Regions from separate parts of the Homo sapiens genome. Here regions 2 and 3 are each linked to region 1. Evidence: chromatin contacts called from ENCODE Hi-C or POLR2A ChIA-PET data. All regions are on one chromosome and are shown on one strand. The core of a region is the stretch at or near the end of the contact, and the rest is flanking DNA. Distances in the headings are between cores, read along the strand shown. Region 1 holds the start of PRIM1 (DNA primase subunit 1). Region 2 holds the start of NXPH4 (neurexophilin 4). Region 3 holds the start of IL23A (interleukin 23 subunit alpha).

Region 1 (4,329 bases), core at 509-3,008:
ACTCTAGCCCACAATTGCCATAAGGTATCATTACACAGTAAGAGTGATTGGCAGATCTCCACATCAATAGCAGATGGGTTCCCTTCATACTTGTAAAGCTCTCCATGATTCTGCAAGCTTCCTATAATTCATATTTTCTTATACCTGGGTGTTCTATTTGAGAGACTAAATATATGAACAGCAGCCAGACCATATATAAAAACAGAACTCTGACCCACAATCTACAGCAACCTGCTGGGGAAACCAACCCCCTTATCTATAATAAACAGCACAGGAAGCAAGCTTGCTACAAGTCAGACTTGTATAAAGTCAAACTGCTATCTCTAATGATGATCCTGGAGGCCAAACAACAACCCCTGTAGCAATGGGCCCAAATGCCTTAACTAGTATCCTACAGCTTCCTTAACAGCTTCCAACATAGGTCCAACCAAAGAAAGCCAAACACCCACCCCTAAACCAATCACATACCGCATCCTACTACTAGTTAGCCCAGGTACAGCTTCTCCATGCCAACAGCCTCCAATCAAAGAATACCTTGACGGCTTCCCTTTTTTATAAAGCTTTCCTACTCCTCTGCCTGCCTTTGAGTCCTGTCAAATGCAAGTGATGATGGCTGACTCCCTTGCTATAGTAAGCTCTGAATAAATAGCCTATGCTTTTCTCATTTGGTTATTTATTTCCACATATTGGATCTAGTAATTCATGAAATTCCATGAAGAACTAATTTCCAAAACTTTTTTTTTTTTAGACACGGTCTTTCTCTGTTGCCCAGACTGGAGTGCAGTGGCACTATCATGGCTCACAACAGCCTGGACCTCCCAAGCTCGAGAGATTGATTGCCCCCTCCCCCCACTCCCCGCCCCCAACCCTTCAGCCTCTAGGGTAGCTGGGACTACAGGCGCACGCAACTACATCTGGCTAGTTGTGTGTGGGTGCGTGTGTGTAGACAGAGATCTCACAATGTTGCCCCAACCGGTCTCGAACTCCTGGCCTCAAGCGATCCTCCTGCCTTGGCCTCCCAAAGTGCTGACGTTACAAGCATGAGCCACCGCACCTGCCTACAAACGTTTTTAAAAGATACTGGTGTCGGCCAGGCGTGGTGGCTCACACCTGTAATCCCAGCACTTTGGGAGGCTGAGGCGGGCGGATCACGAGGTCGGGAGATCGAGACCATCCTGGCTAACACGATGAAACCCCGTCTCTACTAAAAATAAAAAAATAAAAAAATAAAAAAAAATTAGCCGGGCGTGGTGGCTGGCGCCTGTAGTCCCAGCTACTAGGGAGGCTGAGGCAGGAGAATGGCGTGAACCCGGGAGGCGGAGCTTGCAGTGAGCCGAGATCGCGCCACTGCACTCCAGCCTGGGCAACAGAGCGAGACTCTGTCTCAAAAAAAAAAAAAAAAAGATACTGGTGTTATTTCTAAAACATCCAAAAAGTTCACGTGGAGCATCCTTTTTACTTCATCTTAATAACCTAAATCAATATGCTATAGGTCTCACATTTCCGGAGAAGATCCTCTTCCTGGAATGGACGCGGCCTTCTGCCCACAAGAGCGGTGGCCCTAGTGCCCGAACGCGTGGGCAGATCGCAAACTGCTGCGTCTCCCGCAGCCCCCGCGCGCACCAAGTGGGAACTACAATTCCCGGCGGCCCCGGCGGACTGCGGGCCGCCGGGTCAGACAGCCGACCTCGGCCATAAGCGCCTGCGCAGTCGCGGGGCCGCCGGCCGTGCTGTTCCCGCCAATTCCTGTGGTAATCCTTACCGTGGCGAGTTCCGCGCTCAATGGAGACGTTTGACCCCACCGAGCTGCCCGAGCTGCTTAAACTTTATTACCGGAGGCTCTTTCCCTACTCTCAGTACTATCGCTGGCTCAACTACGGTGGAGGTGATGGAGGCGAGGAATGGGTTCGGGAGCGGAGTGTGAGGAGGTTGGAGGCGGGGTGTCCTTAGAATGACAATATGAAGCGCCTTCTGTGCACCAGGCTTTGTGCCGCGCGCCTTCATTTGCTCTCTCGAGCCCGCCCCACCACTTCATAGGTGTAAATGGGCCGAGAGAGGATATAATAAGCCAGCCTGCGGCCACGCTGTAAAAAAAAAAAAAAAAAAAAAAAAAACAGAGCCGCCGCTCCTACCTCTGCGTGGTCAGGCTCACATTAGGTGCCCCGTTTACCTGCAGCGGTGCCCAGGGGGTTACTGGGGCGTAGCGTGAAGCTGCTGAGGCATGGTTTGCATCAGGAGCGGAAGAGCCTCTCTCAGAGGAAGAGAAATACTTTCTTCCTTGCAGCTGAATTTATTAGTGCGAATCGAGGAGAGAGGGGTGGCATTACATATTTAAAATATTTATGCATCTGTTTCATCTTTTGTACCGTTCCCTAGCAAATACGGAATGGTAACTGCTTTCAAATTAGGGACTAGGTCATGTGGATTTTGTTTTGTTTTTCTTTTACATCTACCACGGTGTTGAGCATAGGGGGCTCATTAAAAACATCTTCTCGGGCCGAGTGCCGTGGCTTACGCCTATAATCCCAGCACTTTGGAAAGCCGAGGAGGACGGATTACCTGAGGTCAGGAATTCGAGACCAGCCTGGCCAACATGGTGAAACCCCGTTTCTACAAAAAATACAAAAATTATCTGGGCATGGTGGGTCGCATGCCTGTAGTCCCAGCTACAGCCTCGGGAGGCTGAGGTGGTAGGATCCCTTGAACCCGGGAGGCGGAGGTTGCAGTGAGCCTTTATCGAGCCACTGCACTCCAGTCTGGGCGACAGAGCAGGAAGCAAGCAAGATTCCCTCACCGAAAAAAAAAACTTCTCATTGGCTAAAATTATAATGCCCTGAGCCAAATAAAGTAGCAAATTAACTTTAAAATGTACATTTATTTTGCAGTGATAAAGAATTACTTTCAACACCGTGAATTTTCATTCACATTGAAAGATGATATTTACATTCGCTACCAATCCTTCAACAACCAGAGTGATCTGGAAAAGGAGATGCAGAAAATGAATCCATACAAGATTGATATAGGCGCAGTATATTCTCACAGAGTAAGAAATCTTTTTTTAATATATTTTGTTGTTTTATTTTGTAAACCAAGAATGGGTTGATTCCTCTTGCGTTTTGAGATTAAATTTTTAGAGTTTATTCTAGATGAAAAGCCACTTTTTAATTGTTTGGCAAGTGATTAATCCTTTTTTGTTCTTTGACGTTCTGCATTACTGATGAAATCATTTGGGAGTGAATTGGTTGCATTTTTACTAGGACAAAAAAAATTGAGTATCTAGCTACTAGGAAGAGGAAGTCGACATGATTTAGGAAAGGGAAATAATTAGCCGGGCGTGGTGGTACGCGCCTGTAATCCCAGCTACTGAGGAGGCTGAGGCAGGAGAATCGCTTGAACCCGGGAGGTGGAGGTTGCAGTGAGCCAAGATCGCGCCATTGCACTCCAGTCTGGGCGACAGAGCGAGACTTGGCCTCAAAAAAAAAAAAAAAGAGGGAAATAAAAGAGAATTACATTCTCTTCCACCATGGAAGTTATTCTTTTTTTCTTTTAATTGTTTATTTTTATTGAGGTCAAATATACATATAAAACTTATTATCTTTACCACGTTTAAGTGTACAGTTCAGTCATAATAAACATTTATATTCTTTTTCCTTCATACCCCTGGAGTTATTCTTGATTCCTCTCTTTCTCACATTCCCATACCCATTCTATTAGGAAATCCCTTTGGCTCTACCATAAGTGTATCTAAAATCCAGCCACTACTACCAGTGCTACCAACATTATCATCTCATCTGAATTACTGTAAAAACCTCCTAACAGTTTGCCTTTGTAGAATCTAGAGTCCATTGTCAATACAGAAGCTAGAGTAATCCTTTTAAAACAACTCAGAATCTGTGATTCCTCTGCTGAAAACATTCTCTGGTGGCTGCTCATTTCACTGACTAAAAGTCCTTCTCTCCCCCTCATTCATTCCTGCCACACTGACCCTTGCTCAAGCTGTTTCCACTGCCTAAAACCCATTTCTATACTTGGTTCATCCCCTCACCTCCTTCAAATCTTTGCTCAAATAGCACCTTCTCAGTGAGGTCTACTAAAACCTGCCACTCCTCCCACCCCCTGCCACTGGTATATTCTAAGTACCCTAGAAGAGTGCCTGGCAAGAGACAGTACACTATAAATATTTGTTGAGTGAATGAACAAACCAAAATTGCCCTTCTTCCCCTTCTCAAATATATACACTGGTGGGTGGAGGGAATACATACATAGCATAATAGCTTTTATGTGGAGTTTTTCATGTTATATAACTTGTTACTTGTATCAATCCTCATT
Region 2 (4,329 bases), core at 1,301-3,800, 460 kb before region 1:
ATCCTCAAGAATCCCTGGCTGAGAGGCCAGAACCCCAGAGGCAGTGGAAGCCAGGAGTCCCAGGCTCTGAGAAATGGGAAGCCTGGAGTGAGGAGGAAGGGAGAGAAACCTGGAGGAGGGTGAGCAAGCAGGACGGGAGAGGCAGAGGTGTCAGCCGTTCATGGTTAGGGTTGCCAAAAAGTTGCCCTGTAAACTGTCCCCTAGCCACCTCTTACCCAGGATCAGCCTCACCTTTTGCCCACTCCCAGTGCTGGCACCAAGACACCCTTGAGCACCCACACACATAAGCCACACTCAGATACATAAACACATCCTGAGGCTCACAATCTCATAGCACACTCAAATGCACTCACAATCACAAGCACACAGAAACACACTCACAAACCCCAGAGACTCATACAGACAACACATGGGCCCCAGCACACAGATGCACCAGAAACCCCGGGGTATACATGTGCATACGCCACACTCACAAGTGCACAGAAGCACACACAGGTATTTGGACACACAAACACTCATATACCCACACCTCCCCGTGCAGTTATACATATTCACACACCCGCAGTGTGTACACATGTAAACACATTCTCACATGCACATAAGCTGGGCTAACCAGCAGATCCACTCTCCCTGTTGACTCCAACACGGAGGCCCCACAGCTGCAGCTCACACACACACACTCAGATAGATCCCATTGCTCATATCCTCACGCTCACTCTCACTCAAGTCTCCACCAGATGTTTCATTCCCCCTCAGGGGGCAAAGGAAATTAAACCAGATCTGTCCACAGGGGAGTTTATTTGCCTGGGAGAGTGGAGATGAGGTGGGAGGAAGTGGAAAGGAGGGGCAAGAGAATGCCATACCTACCACCTCTTGACCCCAGGCCTTCACACATGGGTGGGTGGGTGGTAGGGCACAGACCCCCCCCACTCCTCCAGTTCACTAAGGACAGAGTTGGGCAGCAAGTCCCTAAGAAGCTCCTGCTAGTGGAAGCAGTTTTCATGGAGGGGCTCCTCTGCCTACCGTGCAGCCCCTCAAGGTCACCAGGTGGGGCTGGGAGGGCCAGGGAGCTCTAATGCTAGCTTCACTGGGGCAGCCCCTGCCCTGCTGGGGTTTGCCAAATGTGATTTGGCTGAGCAGGCAGAGGTCCAAGTGTTGGGGGAAGAAATACACCCCTTCTAGACTCTACAGGGGCTGAGGGTACAGAGAATGAGGGTTTGGGGAATGACCTGCCTGCCCCCAAACTAGGTAGGTCACAGTTGGGGGTCAGAAAACAGGGAAGCCATAGGCAGGGGAGGCTGGTAGAAGGAAAATGGGGGACTGGGGCCTGGGCCCCCATTGCGGGCACACACCAGGGGCATAGGCAGATGGCTGCACTGTGAGGCAGGCACTGACACTCACTCATGCAAAGCCAACACCACACACCACACCAGTATACACATGTACCCTCGGCCCCAGTACTGGACCAAGCCTGGCTTCCCTGGACACATGCACACAGGTGCACACGGTGACCCACGCCCTCCACCCAGCACATATGAGCACAGCATGTTCGCAGGTTGAAGCCTCCAAGTCAGGAAGGAGGCAGATCAAGTCTGAGCTCCCTTAGCCTCTGGCTCTTCGCCCGAGAGCCTCAGGGAAAGAGGCCTTGGAGTGGGGTTGGAGGCAGGGAGGGCATGGGAGGAGAGACTCCCCTTCCAGACAGCCTCCCCCTTCAGTGGGGCACGAGAGGGGGGTGTGTCTGTGAGGTCGTGCAGGGGAGATGGTGTCTCCGTGGGAAATGTGATGGGAGGCTGGCTGTAGCCAAGTTCAGCCGTGTCTGCCTGAGTCCGTGTGTGCGTGTGTGCTCGGGCCATGGATGCTCCCGACACAGAGCCCACCTGGCATGGTGACAAGTGCAGAGAAGAGAAATGGGAAGGCGGGGGTGGAGGGGTGGAAGGACAGACAGACAGTGAGGCAGGCGAGCGAGACTGGCGCGGAAAGACGGCAAGGCTGACACCCTGCTGGCTTGTCTGTCTGTCTCGCACTCCCGCTCTGTCTGGCGCACTCGCGGGTCGGGCTTCGTCCCCTCCCCCGCCGCGCCTGAAGTCGGCTGCAAGGGGGACCTCCGCCCGGCACCCTCTCCAAGCCTCAGCCAACTTGCGCTAGGAGAGTGCCCGTCCTGAATCGGGCAGTCTGTCTGTCCGCTTCCCCCGCGCCGCGCAAAGTTGGGACGCTCGGAGCTGGGGGCGGGGCGGGCGCACGGAGCCCCTCGCACACTGGGACCTTCGCGTCCCGGAACCCCGCGCCCGCGCTAGCGCCCCAGCCCTGCCACTCTTACCTTCCTAAGGAGCCACGGGCCAAAGAGCAAGAGGAACCATTCCGGGAGCAGCCGCATCTTCTCTGGCGGCTGAGCGGGGCAGGCTGGGCGGGTCTCGGGCAGGCGGGAGCCAGGCCTAGGGACGCGGGGCTCCGGGCGGGCGGCGGGGCGGCTGCGGGAGCGGCGGGAGCGGCGGGAGCGGCGGGAGCGGCGGCGCGGCCCGCGGACTGGGCGCGAGGCGCGGAGCCGGCGCTGGGGGCGGGGCGCGGGCGGGGGAGAAAGTTGGGTCTGACTCCGCGGGCGGGGGGCGGGGCTCCGCGGCGCTCCAATCCCGGCCGCGCCCCGCGCGCCCCCTCCCGCCCAGCTGGGGGCACCGAAGGTGACTTTCACACCGGCACGCCCCGGACACGCCCCTGGCCCAGGTGCGAAGCGGAGGGGGTCGAGGGGCTCAGGCACTGGTCCCCCGAGAGGCCGCGTCTGTGCGCCCAGGAGGAACGGGGCAGGGCGTGGGGCTCTGGGCTCCGGGCCCGTGCACCTGGAGTGGGGGCGCCGCGGAGCCCAGCCGGACGACGCTCTCCAAGCCCCGGGCCTCTGCCCTGTTCAGGGCCAAGGTGTGTCGGGGCAGGCGCAGGGCAGGGGCCGAGGTGGGGACGGGCGGGGCCTCGGGCGGCTGCCGCCGCGCGATGCTGACGGGGATGGATGGGCGCCCCGCGGCTCATTCGGCCCGGAGATGAGAATCATTGATCACGGACGGAAACCCCATCACGTCTGTCAATAGGGCTGACAAACGGCGCCCTCCGCCCCGTCCCCGCCTCACCGCACCTCTGCGGTCTCAGGACCCCTCGGCTAGACCGGCTGTTCACCTTTGCCCCTGGCCCCCACCACTGACCCCCACGAGGCCCAGTGCGCCTCTGCATGGGGGCTGGGCAGGAAATCCCTCTCAGCGCCGCCTGCCTGGCCTCTTGGTGCAGTCTCTGTTCCTCCCCTCCCGCCGTCCCATCTTTCACCACCAGCTCTTCTAGATCCTTGTCCCCATTCCCTATCTCTGTCCTTGTCTCTGTCCCCAGCCCCAGCTCTCTGCCCCCATCCTCTTCTCTGTTTCTTCCTCGGTTCCCTCCTCCCCACTGCCTCTCTCTCTCCTGCCCGGGTGGTTTCAGCTGTCAGCTGTTGCTATGCACTGAGGCTGTGGCTGAGGTTGTGGTATGACCAACACCTAGACAGAGATAGGGACAAGCAAAGAGACTGAGAGACAGACACATCCCTTGAGAGCCCACCCCAGGGATGCACGCAGATGCCTTCACGGGGACAGGGCACACAGAGCGAAATACAGAGACAGGCGCACACCTAGCGGCACCCCAACACACAGAGGAGCACAGCAACAGAGGTGAGCACACCTGCACCCAGACGAGCACACCCAGACAGTTGCTCAGTGCGCTCACCCTCTCTTTGTCTTGGCAGAGAGCAAACACCCACAGAGGTGGACACACACACTGAGACATACACAGGTGTATGCTGTCACTGGCAGCCCAGAAGACAAGTGGGGGCACATACAAAGAAATGGACAGATAGATATGGGACGTGACAGCCACACACACGAGTCAGGAAAAGGACCGGTGCTGAGAGGACGAGGCAGATTCAGAGACACCCAGGGAGACAGGCAGAAGCCAGGAGGCAGGAACCTGGGTGCCGGGGTGGGGGTGGAGAGGAGAGAGGCAGGAAGGGGCAGAAATGTTCAGGCTCAAGGCCAAAAGGCCTTGAGCCAGAACCCTGAGCCCACGTTCCAGGCACGGGGGCTGCTTCAGTAGTAGGTGGGAACAGTGGGCACACCTAGGCGTAGGCTGTCCAGGACAGAAGCCCATTACCAGGGTCCTGGTCTTCTGGGGGCCGAACCCACTGCATCTCTCCTCCTTTAGCTACAGTCTCAGGCCACCTGTTCTCTCTCCAGTTACACACACACATGTGTGCGCGCTCGCACAAACACAAGTGCAAACACACACATGCACACTACTCGCCCTGTCTCTGGGTCTTTGCCT
Region 3 (4,329 bases), core at 508-3,007, 410 kb after region 1:
CTTAGGTATGATCCCACTTCCTAATCTGGTAATCCCATTCTGCTTGCTCAGCCATATAGGAATTAATACTAAAGAGATCCCAGTTATTCTATACACCAGGGGGTCATGAGAAAATATCATTCTCCACCATAGCCCTTCAGAATAGAAGAAAGGGATGCATATTGTAGTCTCTTGGCCTTATTTTTCCATCGATTTCTCTTTCCCAATTGAGCCTAGAAATTAGACTCATATAGCCACAAAAATAAGACTTTATTGAAAAAAGTACATAATTCAATATAAATACAATAAATAATCCTCCCCAAACTGTCCCCAGGAGGATAAATAATCCCCAAATTTCCCTTCCCATCTAATAAATACTCAACCTTATCATAGGTCAGCATCACATGTCAGTCAGTATTGGTAATTTTCAACATATGCAGGTCCCACTAAAATTAATGGACTAATTAACCTGTTGGCTCACAGGTGCCTGGGGTGGTAGATTTATCTTGGCCTTGCTGGGCCATGGAGATCTGAGTGCCATCCTTGAGCTGCTGCCTTTAGGGACTCAGGGTTGCTGCTCCATGGGCAAAGACCCGGGCGGCTACAGCCACAAAGGCCTGGAGGCTGCGAAGGATTTTGAAGCGGAGAAGGAGACGCTGCCATGGCTGGCTGGGACTGAGGCTTGGAATCTGCTGAGTCTCCCAGTGGTGACCCTCAGGCTGAAAGGACATAGGACACAGTCAGAGAAGACTCTAAACCCTTAACCCCCAACCCTCTGTCTCTGACACCTGCAAGCCCCCATCCTCCACGCCCCTACTTCATACCTGCAGGAGTTGGCTGAGGCCCAGTAGGGAGGCATGAAGCTGGCCCACAGGGCTATCAGGGAGCAGAGAAGGCTCCCCTGTGAAAATATCCGATCCTAGCAGCTTCTCATAAAAAATCAGACCCTGGTGGATCCTTTGCAAGCAGAACTAGGGAGAAAAGAAAGCAATGAAAGAGGACACCCTCTTCCTACTCCATTCACTGAAGACTCACCCAGTTTCTTACTATTTTCAGACACAACTTCTGGTTTACCATGGTACCCAGCCATGTTCTCAGTCCCCTCTCCTTCATTGCCCAGCCACATCCCAGTGGTACCTGACTGTTGTCCCTGAGTCCTTGGGGGTCACAGCCATCTCCACACTGGATATGGGGAACATCATTTGTAGTCTCTTCATCTCCCTCTTCTCTTAGATCCTGGAATGAAGGAAGAGGTGGAAAGAATGAAGAAGTAAGATAGTACTTCTGAAGCCAACCTGGACCCTCAGGCCCATGACTCTCCCAGGAACCCTACTCTCTTGTCCTCTCTTACTCCCTAATGGCCTTCAACCCTCCAGCTTCCACTCAAGGTCACGGTCTTCTGCCACAGCCTTGGAGAGCCTGGACTCCTGTTAGGCTCCAGGGGCTGCCACTCACCATGTGTCCCACTAGTGGATGTGCACTCCAGGCCAGTGTGCAGAGCTTCTGTGAAAGCTGCTGGCACTGAGTCCAGGCAGGGCTGCTGCCCCCAGGCACAGCTCTGCCCTGAGCTGTCCAGGGCAGCAGCAACAGCAGCATTACAGCTCTGCTCCCCAGCATCTTTTTGCCTTCTTCTCAAATCTGGCTGGCTCTGCGCCTTGCACCAGTCCTGGTGGAATCTCTGCCCACTTCCACTTGCTTTGAGCCTGATTCTCTCTGTTCAGCGCGTCTCTGGTTTGGTTCCCTCAGTTGTTCACCGAGTTTGTAAGCTGCTTCCTGTTGTTTTTCTCCCTTTGTCTCTGAGTCTTTTAAGGTCCCTGCATTGTAAGGCCCGCCCTTTATACCAGCAGGTGACTCACAGCAGGTGGGATTCCCCTCCCTGCATCATCCCCCTCTGTGGGGAGCCCAGGTATGCAGCCTCAGTTCCAGGGGAAATGAGTAGTGTGGTTGCTGTGGCTAGAGGCCTGGGATGGGACACATGTGTAATGCTCTCCAGGAATCGAAATAGCTATAGAAGGGGCGGGGATGGGGGGCACAGCGGGGATGGGGTGGGAGGGGTAAGGGAGAACAAATATTTAAATTAATCTGGTCTCAAGTTCCTTCCTGTTTGATCTTTCCCTGATCTTTTTGCCTCTCAAAGCTATACCCCTACCCCACCCCAAACCTAATTTCCTCACTTCCTCCTGCTTGAGGAAAAAGCAAAACAGAGAAACATCCATTCATCTCCCAATAGGATGGTGAGCTGTTTGCAATGAAGTTTGATTCCTACCTGATGCCCCCTATTAGGAATAAACGGGCTTCTTTTTCTCAGTTGGAAACAACATTATTTCAACTGGATGGTCCTGGTTTCATGGGAGAGAATGCGCATGAAGGAACTTGGAGAACTGGGAAGCCAGTATGAGGTCTTATTGCTCCCCATTTCAGGCCTCACAGTGGAGGTTAGAAAGGCTCTTGTGGGAAGAGGGTTATTGACTAAGAACCACCTGACTCCTCAACCCTAGTGGCCCAAGATTTCATAGGCTCTATAAGAGTTGGATGATGTTTTTTTCAGGACTAGTGCAAATAAGGCCTGGAAGTTCAACTTAGACATTCCAGCACCTAGTCCCATGGCCTCATTCTGACGTCATCCAAATTGTTCTGGGACCCTCCACTGGGGTCGGGGCAGTCCCAGCTTTGGACCCCATGGCTAGGAAGCCCAGGAGTTCTGGGTAGTCGAAGGTGCACTGTCAATGACTCTGGCTGGTCCTTCAGCTTGTTGCATCCATGGGTAAAATCCACTGACACCGATTTCATCACCCTCCATGATGCAACATCGAGTGAAACAGCTAAGAGTGTGAGGTTGGGCGTGGGAGTGGAAGGTGGTCCAAAGCCGGGACTGCCCCGACCCCAGTGGAGGGTCCCAGAACAATTTCGAAGACGTCAGAATGAGGCCATCGGTGACCACACAGCTGGCTCCCAAAGCCTCCCCCAAGAGGTTGACCCTTTTCTTCTGAGAAACTTGTCCTGAATGGAGGTCTCCCTTCCCTTAGAGCTATTCAAAACTGCCCAATGACACTTCTGGTTCAAATATTATGATTCTGTAGGTATGAGCTAAGAGAAGAAAAAAAAATATTACGATTCTAAGTTAAATCTACCAAGGGCCGGGTACAGTGGCTCACGCCTGTAATCCCAGTACTTTGGGAGGCCGAGGCAGGCGGATCATGAGGTCAGGAGTTCGAGACCAGCCTGGCCATCATGGTGAAATCCTGTCTCTACTAAAAATACAAAAATGAGCCAGCACGGTGGTGGGCGCCTATAGTCCCAGCTACTCGGGAGGCTGAGGCAAGAGAATCGCTTGAAGCCAGGAGGCAGAGGTTGCAGTGAGCCGAGATGGCGCCACTGCACTCCAGCCTGGGTGACAGAGCAAGACTCTGTCTCAAAAAAAAAAAAAAAAAAATGGAAATCTACCCTTTAGATTAAACATTTCCAGCATCAGAGAATTATCTGAGTTTGGGTGAGAACTGTTTTGCCTCTCTCCCTAATAAGGTGGACACCAATGGAATAAGGAAAGGGGAGGGGGCAGGATAGGGAGTTCACCTTACTTGTGTACAACGTCTCCTATGTTCTTCCCATCTCTGGTCCCCATTCTGGGAGCCCTAAAAGATAAGAGATGAAAGAAAGATGAAAAGGAGGAGGAAGTAGAGCCTGGGGGATGGGATGAGAGGGACAAGGGTGAGTTGGAGGCACAGGGCTCTGCCTCTTTGTTTCACTTCCTGGTGCTGCAGGAGTTGGGTAGGAAGAAGGGTTGGTGGGGAGATTGTGGGACTGTTGCGTGGCAGGAACTACATCCAGGGCTACAACTGACCTGGAGCTATAAGGAGCCCTTGACGTCAGCTGGGCCTAAACCGTTATGCAAATCGCATTCACAAGACACTCCTAGGCAGGTCTTTCCAGTTGTATGCCTAGACTCCAAATCAGTTGAAGTTCCCCCAGGTGGTTAATAATGATGGCTAATATATCCAACTCTCGCTTAATGCCAAATACTTTGTCTAAGCACTTTACATGTACTAAACTATTTAATTTTCACAACAACCCTTTAAGGTAGATACTATTACCCTATATTACAGAGGAGGAGGCTGAGGTGCAAAGATAAGCAATTTGCCCAAGATCACAGAGCTTCTAAGTGGCTAGAATTCCTTTTTTTTTTTTTTTTTTTTTGAGATGGAGTTTCGCTCTTGTTGCCCAGGCTGGAGTGCAATGGTGCCATCTCATCTCACCGTAACCTCTGCCTCCCGGGTTCAAGTGATTCTCCTGCCTCAGCCTCCCAAGTAGCTGGGATTACAGGCATGCACCACCATGCCCGGTGGCTAATTT

The links. Hi-C counts contacts between places; a loop is a spot of excess contacts on that map. ChIA-PET counts read pairs that join two places held with the same protein, here RNA polymerase II (POLR2A). Pooled maps may share reads with other maps.
Region 2: a pooled map shows a loop between it and region 1 (2.9-fold over the local background). The contact joins the promoter of NXPH4 here to the promoter of PRIM1 in region 1. A Hi-C loop is called at or near these places in 1 of 37 single-sample maps with no recorded cell type and 8 of 50 pooled maps. POLR2A ChIA-PET finds 5 or more read pairs at or near these places in 2 of 52 experiments (WTC11 and activated T-cell).
Region 3: a loop to region 1 is called in a pooled map, with 6 times the contacts of the local background. The contact joins the promoter of IL23A here to the promoter of PRIM1 in region 1. A Hi-C loop is called at or near these places in 6 of 50 pooled maps. POLR2A ChIA-PET finds 5 or more read pairs at or near these places in 3 of 52 experiments (WTC11, activated T-cell and activated naive CD4-positive, alpha-beta T cell).

Annotation. Positions count from the first base shown.
Region 1 is chr12:56,749,752-56,754,080 of GRCh38, reverse strand. PRIM1 (DNA primase subunit 1) reads left to right here and starts at 1,758. Exons shown (of 13, transcript NM_000946.3): 1 at 1,758-1,885; 2 at 2,886-3,043. The coding sequence starts at 1,783. RefSeq lists a silencer at 1,822-2,116.
Region 2 is chr12:57,215,015-57,219,343 of GRCh38, reverse strand. NXPH4 (neurexophilin 4) reads right to left here and starts at 2,550. Exons shown (of 2, transcript NM_007224.4): 1 at 2,318-2,550. The coding sequence starts at 2,374. RefSeq lists enhancers at 1,290-1,896, 1,897-2,505, 2,653-3,152, 4,150-4,329 and a silencer at 2,528-2,987.
Region 3 is chr12:56,336,312-56,340,640 of GRCh38, reverse strand. It overlaps IL23A (interleukin 23 subunit alpha), which reads right to left and starts at 1,757. Exons shown (of 4, transcript NM_016584.3): 1 at 1,435-1,757; 2 at 1,117-1,215; 3 at 804-950; 4 at 231-698. The coding sequence starts at 1,596. The coding sequence ends at 537. RefSeq lists enhancers at 810-979, 1,467-1,766, 1,245-2,444, 3,022-3,869 and a silencer at 1,462-1,756.